Linked DNA regions of Homo sapiens: region 1 is linked to region 2. Evidence: chromatin contacts called from ENCODE Hi-C or POLR2A ChIA-PET data. All regions are on one chromosome and are shown on one strand. The core of a region is the stretch at or near the end of the contact, and the rest is flanking DNA. Distances in the headings are between cores, read along the strand shown. Region 1 holds the start of LRRC47 (leucine rich repeat containing 47). Region 2 overlaps TP73 (tumor protein p73).

The links. A loop is a pair of places that touch in the nucleus more often than their neighbours do. ChIA-PET counts read pairs that join two places held with the same protein, here RNA polymerase II (POLR2A). Pooled maps may share reads with other maps.
Region 1: a loop to region 2 is called in a pooled map, with 8 times the contacts of the local background. The contact joins the promoter of LRRC47 here to the enhancer-like site in region 2. A Hi-C loop is called at or near these places in 7 of 37 single-sample maps with no recorded cell type and 5 of 50 pooled maps. POLR2A ChIA-PET finds 5 or more read pairs at or near these places in 3 of 52 experiments (MCF 10A, Panc1 and activated naive CD4-positive, alpha-beta T cell).

Annotation. Positions count from the first base shown.
Region 1 is chr1:3,791,734-3,797,891 of GRCh38, forward strand. It overlaps LRRC47 (leucine rich repeat containing 47), which reads right to left and starts at 4,765. Exons shown (of 7, transcript NM_020710.3): 1 at 4,129-4,765. The coding sequence starts at 4,743. RefSeq lists enhancers at 1,633-2,311, 4,652-4,946 and a silencer at 4,327-4,536.
Region 2 is chr1:3,675,763-3,681,773 of GRCh38, forward strand. All of the region lies in intron 1 of TP73 (tumor protein p73), which reads left to right. Among named protein-coding and RNA genes, the nearest start is that of TP73-AS3, 9.8 kb to the left of the region's middle. RefSeq lists a silencer at 4,470-4,637 and an enhancer at 4,927-5,662. Within about 2 kb of position 3,234, at least 2 of the 41 ENCODE cell types and tissues checked have a DNase peak (open chromatin) inside an H3K27ac peak, as active enhancers do.

The DNA of each region.
Region 1 (6,158 bases), core at 3,515-6,014, 120 kb after region 2:
GCATGAGCCACCGCACCCGGCCTCTCTCTCCTTTCTTTAAGACAGGGTCTAGCTCTGTTGCCCAGGCTGGAGTGCAGTGGTGTGATCATGGCTCACTGCAGCCTCAACCTCCCAGGTTTAAGCGTTCACCCCACCTCAGCCTCCTGAGTAGCTGGGACTACAGGTGCACACCACCACACCCAGCTAATTTTTGTATTTTTTATAGAGACAGGTTTTCACCATGTTGCCCAGGCTGGTCTCAAACTCCTGGGCTCAAGTGATCCGCCCGCCTCAGCCTCCTGAAGGGCTGGGATGCCAGGCATGAACCACTGTGCCCAGCCTGCCTTCTGTTTCTGAGCTCAGTTTTCTGGTTTTCTACACTCCCCATCTCCCCACAGCACCAGGAAGGACATCAAATGCATTTGCCTTTGTGTGCGAAATTCCAATGTGCGTAGCTACATTGCTGGGCATAGTTCTGGTAGCCATTCCTCAGAAAGGTACCCAAAAGGACATCTGAGTGCAACAAGGGATTCCAATAGCTCTTGCATGACCCTCCAAGAAACAGGTCTCCTGATAGAGAGCCACTGGACGCCTAAAATTTACGAACAGAATGGCCCAGGGGAAAGGGAACTTGGCCACCTCTTTTGGGATTTAGAAAACAAGACACACTCTTTGACTTGAATGACATTGTTTTGGGCACCATAAAGAGGAATGCTTTACCAGGCAGGTGCTACAGAGAGCTGGACGCACACTTTTTTTTTTTTTTGAGACGCAGTCTCACTTTCTCACCCAGGCTGGAGTGCAGTGGTGCAATCTCGGTTCACTGCAACCTCTGCCTCCCGGGTTCAAGCGATTCTCCTGCCTCGGCCTCCCGAGTAGCTGGGACTACAGGCATGCACCACCACACCCAGCTAATTTTTGTATTTTTAGTAGAAACGGGGTTTCACCATGTTGGCCAGGATGGTCTCGATCTCTTGACCTCGTGATTCGCCCGCCTTGGCCTCCTAAAGTGCTGGGATAACAAGCGTGGGCCTGGCCCACAACACTTTTAAGAACTTGAATACTGAAAGACATCTATGAATTTGAAGAGAAATATTGCAACTGACTGGACACTTACATGATGTAAGGCACAATGTTAAGATACATGCCTAGTACATCAACACTCTGGAAAACCAAAAGTATCTGTCAGGTGGGAAGGTGGGAGTAGACCATGCTGTATCCAACATCACACCTTAGTCCTAGAGGGATGCCTACAGCCCTGAGGACCAAGGAAAATGCCAGTGAACTCGCCTCTTCCAGGAAATGCCAATGAAACCACCTTTGCAAAAACTGTAACAGTGAGAAAATTATGGTGGTGAAAGAGATCTGATCTAACCAATCCCCATCTTTGGCCTTCCAACTACCTTTTTTTTTTTTTAAATGGAGTTTTGCTCTTGTTGCCCAGGCTGGAGTGCAATGGTATCATCTTGGCTCATTGCAACCTCCGCCTCCCGGGTTTAAGCGATTCTCCTGCCTTGGCTTCCTGAGTAGCTAGGATTACAGGCATGTGCCACCATGCCCAGCTAGAGATGGGTTTCTCCATGTTGGTCAGGCTGGTTTAGAACTCCCGACCTCAGGTGATCCGCCTGCCTCAGCCTCCCAAACTGCTGGGATTACAGGCAGGAGCCACCGCGCCTGGCCCTTCAAACTACCTTTAATTATTCCTGGGCTTGGGCCAAGCTAACTTTGGGAGACATTTGTAATTTAAATGATAATACTCCTTCCGTAAAACTCAACTGCCTTTGTAAAGCTAATGAGGGTCCACGAGGATAGGAGGATGGAGGAACCTGAATTCTGCTAAGGGGTAGACATAAACAACTGCCAGCTATTCTTCTGGAGGTCACAAGATATGCGACTTCCCCAGTGACTCCTGCAGATAACAGCACTAGCAGCACTGTGGAACCTAAGACCGGCCTTCTGAGCTGTGTCTTTTCAGGGTTTTTGCATGTCTGATCAATGGCTCTACCTGAAACCAAAAAGAGCTCCCCGCAGCCCCAGCCAGAAGTGACTCAGTAAGCAGGACCGTTTCCCACACCCCTATGATTGCACCTCAACCAATCAGCAGCAAGCACCCGTTGCCTAGCCACCCTCCCCTTTCCCCAAACTATCCTTGAAAAACCCCGCCTCCAAATTTTTGGGGAAGCTGATTTAGTAATAAAACTCGGCCGGGCGCGGTGGCTCATGCCTGTAATCTCAGCACCTTGGAGGCCAAGACAGGCAGATCATGAGGTCAGGAGATCGAGACCATCCTGGCTAACACAGTGAAACTCCATCTCTACTAAAAATACGAAAAATTAGCTGGGTGTTGTGGCGGGCGCTTGTAGTCCCAGCTACTCGGGAGGCTGAGGCAGGAGAATGGCGTGAACCCGGGAGGCGGAGCTTGCAGTGAGCCAAGGTTGCACCACTGCACACCAGCCTGGGAGACAGAGCGAGACTCCATCTCAAACAACAATAATAATAACAGTAAAACTCCAGTCTCCACTTTAGCTGGCTCTACATGTGTAAAACTTTCTCTATTGCAACCCTCCTGCCCTGATAAATCAGCTCTATCCGGGTAGTGGATAAAATGAACCCATTGGGCAGTTACATCAGTAACCATGTGTCACTCTACAGTGGGTTTGTTTTTTTTGCCACAGGGTCTCGCTCTGTTCAGGCTGGTATCACAGCTCACTGCAACCTCCACTTCCTGGGCTCAAGTGATCCTCCCACCTCAGCCTCCCGAGTAGCTGGGACTACAGGCACGCGCCACCAGGCCCAGCTAATTTTTGTATTTTTGTAGAGATGGGGTTTCACCATGTTGGCCAGGCTGGTGGTGTGACCTCAAGCGATCTGCCCGCCTCAGCTTCCCAAAGTGCTGGGATTACAGGTGTGAGCCACCGCGCCCGGCCAGGGTTTGTCTATATATCCTTATATAGATATGTTACTTGTAAAATGAGTTGCAATGTCTTGAGGAATTGCTACAGCAAATAAATAGATAAGCTGCTAAAGTGTATACGTATTTTATTAAGAAATGTCCACATAGGCCAGGCGCGGTGGCTCACACCTGTAATCCTAGCACTTTGGAAGGCCGAGACAGGCGGATCACATGAGGTCAGGAGTTCGAGACCAGCCTGACCAACACAGTGAAACCCGTCTCTACTAAAAACACAAAAGTTAGCCGGGCGTGGTGGTGTGCGCCTGTAAGCCCAGCTACTCAGGAGGCTGAGGCAGAAGAACCGCTTGAACCCGGGAGGCGGAGGTTGAAGTGAGCCGAGATCGCGCCACTGCACTCCAGCCTGGGTGACAGGACCAGACTACATCTCAAAAAAAAAAAAAAAAAAAAGAAATGTCTGCATAAATTCAAAGACGAAAAATGGGGGAAGAAATGCAGGACTGCCTTAAGGATGAAACCAAAAGAGAAGATGGAGAGAACATCTGGCTGGGTTTAGGTCGTGGTTCTGCCATGTGGCTTCCCTACTTTCTTTTAGGCAACAGATTCAATGGGCACCTGTTATAGGCCAAGCATTATCGCGGGGCCTGGGGATCCAAGATTAATTAGTAAACAGACGCTGGACAATATAGTCTGGAGAAAAACCCAAGTTACCTGCTGCTTACTTTGGGCAGGCCCTTTGGCTTTCTGTAAAACAGGAATAACCACCCCTACCTTGGAAAGCTGCTATTAGGATGAAGTGAAATATAATCTTCAAGATCACAGCATGTGGCATTATGCAAAATCCAGGGTGCCCCCTTCACCACCAGACTCACTCTCAAGTCACTTCACAAGTACTAGATACAAAAAAGACAGGTCTCTACGCTCGATCTACAGGAGAAGCCAGGTTTGCTAACAATTACAAAATAGCGTACCACGTGTAAAAGTCCAGTTAACAGAATGCGGGGGAGTTCAGAGGCCACCTAGTATGTTGGTGTGGCCAGGAGAAGGGGGAGTTGGAAGGCGGCATCTGCTTCCCAGGGGTGATGCCCCCCGCAGCTGGCTCCTTTCAGCCTTGTAGGAATTCCCTGGGCCCAGTGCCCCAGGGGGCGTCACTAGGAACTGCTCGGCCCCGAGAGGGGTTCCTTCTCCAGGGCTACTCCAAGGCCCCATCCCGCCCCGCCCGGGCAGCCCCCGCTGACCTTGAGCGAGGCCAGGTGGGCGATGTCGGGGCTGAGTTCTCGGAGGCAGTTGTCAGCAGCCGCCAGTTCACTGAGCAGGGGCAGCGCGCCGGGGCGAAAGAGCTCGGCGGGAAAGGAGTCTAGGCAATTGCCGGTGAGGTTGAGGCTCTGCAGGCGCGGGGCGCAGCGCGCCAGGTCGGCTGGCAGCTCGCGCAGCCGGTTGCCGCTGAGGTTGAGGCTCTGCAGCTGCGGAAGGCCCGGCGGCTCGGCGGGGCCCAGGCCTTGGCCCGGCGGCAGCGCCTCCAGCGCGTTGCCCGACAGGTCGAGCACCCGAAGGGCAGGCAGCGGCCCGAGCTCGGGGCTCAGGCCGGGCCCCAGCGCGTTGCGCCGCAGCACGAGGCTGTGCAGCTGCGGCAGGCCCTGCGCCAGGCCAGGCCCCGGCGCGCGCAAGCTCCCGCAGCCGCTCACTTCCAAGTAGTGCAGCAGCGGCAGGGTGAAAAGCCGCGGCGGCAGCTGCCCACCCGCCGCCCGCACTCGCTCCTCCAGCCCGGGCCCCGTCAGCAGCAGCTCCCGCCGCCGCTCGCGCTCAGCCAGCTCCAGCTCCGGCCAAGACTCTGACACCGCTGCCGCCGCCATGGCGCCTCAGCTGCTGGCAGGCACCCACCCACCAGGGTGCTTCCGGGGCAGCGCGCGCCACTTCCGACCTGTGCCGGAAAAGCCCATAGAGAAGCCACCTGGCTGCTAGAGTGCCGCCGCGCGTGCCATAGAGGAGAGTGGCCTCTCCTGCGTAGAGCCGGGGAGGGGCTGGAGAGCGGCTCGCTCTCTCCGCGGGTAGGGGTGAGGGTGGGGGTTATGAACCCAAAAATATCTGAGACAGGACTCAATGAAATGTAAAAAGTTTATTTTGCCAAGGTTAAGGACACGCCAGTGTCACAACCCTAGGAGATCGTGACGATGGTGCCCAGGGAAGTTGGGATGCAGCTTGGTTTTGTACATTTTGGGGAGACGTGAGACATCAATCAACACGTGCGAGTGTACCTTGGTTCAGCCCAGAAAGGCTGGACAATTCCAGGAGAGGGCTTTCAGGTCACAGGTAGAGAAGAGACCGGAGGGTGCATTCTTTTGAGTCTTTGTTCAGCCTTTCGCTGACTGCACAATTTATTATGCATGTGAGACGCGGGTAGAGGAATAGTCGCTTATGCTTTAGTCTGGCTTACTGAATCTTCATTTCTACGTAAACAGTAGAGCAAAGGAAGCGATCAGATATGCATTTGTCTAGGTGAGCAGAGGGATGGCTTTGAGTTCAGTCCTTTGTCTCGCACCTGTGAAGGGAAGCTATCAATTTGCATTGCCAGGGTGAAATTCAACAGAACTGTTTTAGGGTAAAGATCTTGAGGCCCACAGAGAATTTCTTTGTGGGCAAATTGTGAGGGAGGTGTGTAGCTTTAAAAATATGTATTTGTAACTATCTTATTTAGGAATAAGACGGGAGGCCGATTTGCCCGAAGCAGTTCCCAGCTTGACTTTTTCCTTTGACTTAGTGATTGTGGGGTTTTGAGATTTATTTTCCTTTCACAGGGTGGGGTGCGGGCGGATGGAGGAGCCAGAGTCTGTGCTCTACTGTGCCCCGACCGGCTTGTTTTGGAATTCCTGCACTTTTGAGTGGTGTAAACCAAAACCAAAATTCTTTTTTTTTTCTTGAGACGGAGTCTCGCTCTGTCACCCAGGCTGGAGTGCAGTGATGCTATCTTGGTTCACTGCAACCTCCGCCTCCTGGGTTCAAGCAATTCTCCTGCCTCAGCCTCCCGCTGGAACTACAGGTGCATGCCACCGTGGCCGGTTAATTTTTATATTAACCGTGTTAATATAATTTTTATATTAACCGGTTTTCGCCATGTTGGCCAGGCTGGTCTCGAACACCTGACCTCAGGTGATCTGCTCGCCTCAGCCCCCCAAAGTGCTGGGCTCACAGGCACAAGCCACCGCACCCAGCCCCCAAATTCTTATTTATTTATTTATTTATTTATTGAGACAGAGTCTTGCTCTGTTAC
Region 2 (6,011 bases), core at 1,984-4,483:
ATCAAAGGTGGTTGTGGAGCCCTGTCTGCCCCAGGCCTGGGCAGAGGTGGAAGGGGTTGGGGAACTGACGAGGCCTTACCTGTGGGCCCATGGCCAAGGAAATGTCTGGTCTCCCACCTCCTGTCAGGTGGTGAGGGGAGAGGATGGGGCGTCAGCCGGAGACGGGGTTCCTAGAGGAGGCTGGGTCCTGGCCTGGCCTGGAGAGATAGGGATGAGATGGGAGGGCAGGAAGGGGGTGGTAGACAAAGGCTGAACACAGAGAGCACATAGCCAGGCATGTGGGGACTGGGGACAGGGGACAAGGAGGGCACCCATGGGGACAAGAGATAGGGAGAGGACAGAGGGACAGGAGACGGGGAGGGACAGAGGATGGGGGACAAGGAGGGGACAGGAGGACGGGGACAGGGAGGGGACACAGAAACAGGAGCTAGGACGGGGACAGAGGATGGGAGAAGGAGAGGTCAAAGGGACAGGGAACAGGGAGGGGACCCATGGGGATAGGGCAGGGATCTATGGGGACAAGGGACAGGGAGGGGACAGAGAAACAGGAGATGGGGAGGGGACAGAGGGATGCAGACAGGGAGGGGATAGAAGATGGGGGGCTAGGGGACAAAGGGAAAGGGGACAGGGAAGGAACCTATGGGGGACAGGGAGACAGGGGGACAGGGAGAGGACAGAGGAACAGGGGACAGGGAGGGGATGCTTGGGGACAGGGAGGGAATGCTTGGGACAGGGCAGGGGGACAGGGGGCTGTGGCTTTCGTGGGAAGCTATGGAAGACGAGGCCAGAGGGGTTGGGCAGGGTGAGATGAGAGAGGCTGAGAGCCCCTCACCGGCTGCGGACTCCTCCCCACAGGGCAGAGGGGAGCATTCGGGTGCGGCCAGGCCATCAGAGGACCTGGGCTTGGCTGGAGTCCCAGCTCCTCAGCCCTCAGTAGCTTTGGGCCAGCCACTGGGCCTCCTGGCCTCCACTTGCTCATCTCTGAACTGGGGCAGGGTTGGCGTGTGAGCCTGAGGCCCTGCAAAGTGCCTGGCCAGCCTCAGCTCGGAGCCATGGCACAGCACCCCCTCTCCGCCACGGCCCCGACAGCTGGGCGTGCGTTCTGCTGTGGGCAGCTGCCCTGAGCAACGTAGGGTGCTAAGCAGCATCCCTGTCTTGCACACTAGATTCCACAGCACCCTCTGACCCCGTGGAAAATGTCCCCACATGGGAATATCCTCTGGGGGTGGAACTGCCCCTGGTGAGAACCCCTAGGCTGAGACCTCAGAAGGCCCTGAGTCAAACCGAGAAGTCATCAGAGAGCCTTGTTTTCAGCTCCAGGGAGCTTGGGCAGGCTGGTTTTCTGGGCCACACAGTCCCCTCCCCAGCCCACCTGTGCTCCGTGGGTCCCGGGGAAGCTGTGGGGGCCTAATTGCTGGTGTGAGTTCCTTTCCTGTTCTGAGTCACACGTGTGTGGGGGCTCTCCCTGTGGTGCAGCTGGTACAGCGGCCCCTGGAGTTGAGGATCCAAGCAGGCTGAGGTCTGGGTTTGCCGGAGGGCCCTCGGTGGCTGGTCTTTGTCCTGCTCCCACTGCTGTGGGCACTGTAGGACTTGGAACGCTGGTCACCTTTCCAGCCTGGCAAAGGGAGGGGACTTGTCTGAGGCCTCATGGAAGTTGGGGCAGGGTCGAGGTGCCCTGCTTCCTGGGTGTGCCAGCAGCCTACAGCCTGGCTACAGCGTAACCAGGAACACCCAGCACAACTGTCCTTTGCAACTCTGTGCCCTGACTTGATGGTGCCAGGGCTGGGGGGGTGCCGGCCAGCAGCTCCCCAATGACCACCCCCAAATGCTGTGGCCACACAAAGCCTTCCACTGCAAGACCTGTGGTAATACACACTGGACGCCCCTGTTACAACTGAGAACTCATTTATTTCATTTCCTTCCTTCCCTTTTTTTTTTTTTTTTTTTTAGAGTTGTGGTCTAGCTCTGTTGCCCAGACTGGAGTGCAGTGGTGCAATCATGGCTCACTGCAGCCTCGAGCCCCTGGGCTCAAGTGATTCTCCCACCTCAGCACCCTGCGTGGTTTGGACTGCAGGCACATGCCATCACGCCCTCATGCCCAGCTAATATTTTTTTAAGTTTTTGGAGAGCTGAGGTCTCCCTGTGTTGCCCAGGCTGGTCTCAAGCCCTTGGGCTCAAGTAATCCTCCCTCCTTGGCCTCCTAAAGTGTTGGGATTACAGTTATGAACCACTGCACCCAGCCCATCCCTCCTAGACTAAATCTTCTTAGAAAAACCTACACTTCCAATAATGTATTTGCATTTTATGATGTTGATAAAACTTCCTAAAGATGTCTTATGAAATTGGTCTCCTTTCCCCATTGATACACATGATTTTTAAAACTATTGGCAACGTTTCAAAAGCAATTTCTGTTTTGTCCCAGAACCGTGATCCCCTTGTGAACGAATTTTCAAATTAAAAGGCAAATGGTTGGGAAAATTGGATTTAATTGAAAGGCCATTTTATTAGAATTGACTTATTTTTCTCGCCACTGGGATCCTTGCCTGAAAGGCGGCTGTGGGCAGAGGGCACATACTCCCCCTGCCCCAGCGCAGCGTCCCTGCACCCCCAACAGAGCTTCCTGTTCCTCATGCCCAGTACTCCCAGATGCCTGCGGAGCCAGTCATCAGCTCAGGTGTGTGAGGCCGGTTGGGGGAGCCCCTGCCTGGCGCCTGTGCCTGTGAGCAGTGTTCCTGTGGGGCCCTGGGACCAATGCTACCAGCGTTGGCGTTTTCCCAGGAAGTTGGGAATCAGGCATCTCGTGGCTTCCGGTTCAAGTTCCTCCGTGTGCTTTAAGTCTGGGCAGGTTTCCGGGTCCTGGTTTTGGCTAATGAGGAACCCGATTCCCATGGGGGAGGCCGGTGGCTGCAGCAGGGCCCCGAGCAGTGGCAAGGCTGGCCCTCATGACAGTGTCCTCCTCAGGGGGCCTGTCCCAGGCTCTTCATGACTCCCCTGGAGGCTTGTTAAAGGGGCAGATTCCTGGGCCCTGCCCCAGCCCCACTGTGGGGAGGGGTGTCCTGGAAGATGCATCTGCCCAGGGCTTCCGGCTGGTCCACACGCCTGCACCTGGAGGCCCACTGCCCACATCTCAGGCAAACAGGCCTGGGGATGTTTGGGGACCCAACTCCTGGCGTGGAGGAAGCCCCTTTCCCACCCCACATGCTCCTGGTGGTGGCCTGTCCTGTGAGCCTGGAGGGCCGGACGGGTGGGATCGGGGACCCACGACCACGCTCGCTGGCCTCTGTCCTGTGCCCAGGCAGGGATGAGAGGCCAAGCTGGTGTCCTGCAGTGCACAGTGGGTGCCGGTCAGGGGATGTGGAAGCTGGGTCTCCGGCAGGCAGAGGCGCGCTGACAAGAAGGGTCGCTGTTCCTCATTCAGGGTTCAGTGGGAAGAGAGGGTGTCGCTTCAGGGGGAGTTCACAGGATGCCGACTTGAAAATACAGCCAACGCCCATGTCCCAGGCATAAGATCACAAATCATGTTTTGCCGACCAGTTCCTGTGAGCCCTGAGCCCTGCGCGGAGGGATGCCCCGTGCACACCTGTTCACGGAACCCCTGGACCTCCAGTAGGGGTGCGGCGGGATGCCGTCGGCTCCCACGCTGTCTGTCTCCCTGTCCCTCTCTCTTTCCCTCTGTTTCTCTGTCTGTCTCTGTCTGTCTCTGTCTCCCTGTCTCTCTCCATCTCTCTCTGTCTCTCTCCCTGTCTCTCTGTCTCTGTCTCTCTCCATCTCTCTGTCTCTCTTTGTCCTTGTCTCTCCCTGTCTCTGTCTCTCTCACTCTCTGTCTCTCTTTGTCCTTGTCTCTCTGTTTTGTCTCTCTTTGTCCCTGTCTCTCTGTCTCTGTCTCTCTCTCTCTTTGTCCTTGTATCTCTCTGTCTCTCTTTGTCCCTGTCTCTCTCTGCCTTTGTCTCTCTCCGTCTCTCTTTGTCCCTGTCTCTCTCTGCCTTTGTCTCTCTCCGTCTCTCTTTGTCCTTGTCTCTCTGTTTTGTCTCTCTTTGTCCCTGTCTCTCTGTCTCTGTCTCTGTCTCTCTTTGTCCTTGTATCTCTCTGTCTCTCTTTGTCCCTGTCTCTCTCTGCCTTTGTCTCTCTCCGTCTCTCTGTCTCTCTTCCTGTCTCTCTCTATCTCTTTCCCTGTCTCTTTCTGTCTCTCTTTGTCTCTCTCTTTGTCCCTGTCTCTCTGTCTCTCTTCCTGTCTTTCTCTTTCTTTGTCCTTGTCTCTCTCTCTCTGTCTCTCTCTTCCTGTCTCTATCCCTGTCTCTATGTCTCTGTCTCTCTTTGTCCTTGTTTCTCTCTGTCTCTCTGTCTCTGTCTCTCTCTGTCTTTGTCCCACCTTAGCCTTGGGAGGGGACAGCTCACAGGCTGACAGATGAGGTCATGTGTCCTGAGCATGAGGTTTTCAGGTCTCACCCACGCTGTAGCATGTCAGAGCTTCGTTCCTTTTCATGGCCGCGTAATGTTCCATTGCTTGCTGGCACCACATCTCCTGTGCCCGGCCCTCTGCTGATGGGCGTCTGGGCTATGTGCACCGTTCAGCTACCAGGAATGGTGCTGCTGTGAAGGGAGCTGGGATTTTGTCATCCACCTGCTGTGGATGGCAAGTCCATTTCCATCTCTGGACTCAGGTGGCCCATCTACAAAATGAAGGGGATGCGACCCAGAGGCCTCTGGCGGCAAAACCTTCCCAGGCTTGTCCTCTTGGATCTAAGGGAATTTCTTTCCTCCGAGTCCAGCCCCTCCAGTGCTCCTGCCCTTCAGGAAACATGCCTGGGACCCCTCACTTGTGCCCACCCAGCCTTGGCCCACATACCTGCACCAAGAGGCTACCCTACTCATACTGCTCAGCCCAAAGGGACCCACCGTGGGGTATGGGCAAGGGCGGGTTCTGCTCTCCCCCGGGGCCCTGTGCCAGCCTCAGCTGGACCTGCGGTTCTGCTTCCTGTCACACTCTCCCATTTTAAATTAACGGAATGGTGCGGTCCCCATGCACACCCTCAGCTCCACTGGGGTTTTAGCCCAGCCCAGGATCGGAGGCCTGCAAGGGCACACCCACCTGGCCACGTGATGGTGAAGTGGGGTGGGGCAGGGCAACCAAATTAACTTCTAATTCTAAGAGCCCCTGGAGCATTCATCACCAGCACTTACAGCCGTGTGACCTCACACAAGTCACTTAACCCCTCTGAGCCTTGGGGCTCCTGAAAAGTGGATGGAGCGGTCACGCCCACCTGGGAGAGGTGGCTTGGGCCAGCACCCTCTAAGCTGCTTGTCCCAGGCCATCATGGCTCACGGACCGCCCCTCAGCCTGGCCTGTGCCACTTCTCCAGGGCCCGGCACGTGGCAGCCACAGGCTTCTATCAGCTCCCGCCTGCCTGGGGAAGGACAAAAACGACAGGTTCCAGGCCATGGCCTGCACCCCCGCTGGCCGTGGGCAGGTCCAGGCCTGCCTGCCTGAGCATTGCAGGGCGGTGGCCAAGCCTGTCCCATAGCACCTCACCGAGGACCTGGGAGGCTGGCCCAGGGGAGAGGTCACCTCAGCCGGGGCTGGGGGCTGTGGGCAGGGTGGGCTCGGGTTTCCCTGTCCCCTCCCCCAGCTGTGCTCTGCCTGGACACTGCCACCTCCTCATGGGTGTCCAGGGCCACTGGGAGCTGGGCCCAGGGGTTCTCAGGGGAGCAATGGTGGAGACAAAGACCAGCGGACGGGCGCTGGGGTCAGAGCTCTCCAATCCCTGGGTGTCTCCTTCTCAAGGCGTGACCACCCAGGCAGTGGCCGGCTGCAGGACAGGGCAGCTTCAAGTTCCCAGCCTTGCCAGGCTTCCCTGTGGCCCTGGGGTGCAGGAAGGAGCCCCAGCTCAGAAGGCGAGGGGGCGTCTGTGTCCTGCAGCAGTGGGCACAGCTAGGCTCTAGCCGGGGGCTTGGCTGCAGCCTCCAGCGCAGCCCTCACACACGCTGTTCCCAAGATGGGGTGACCGGGACCG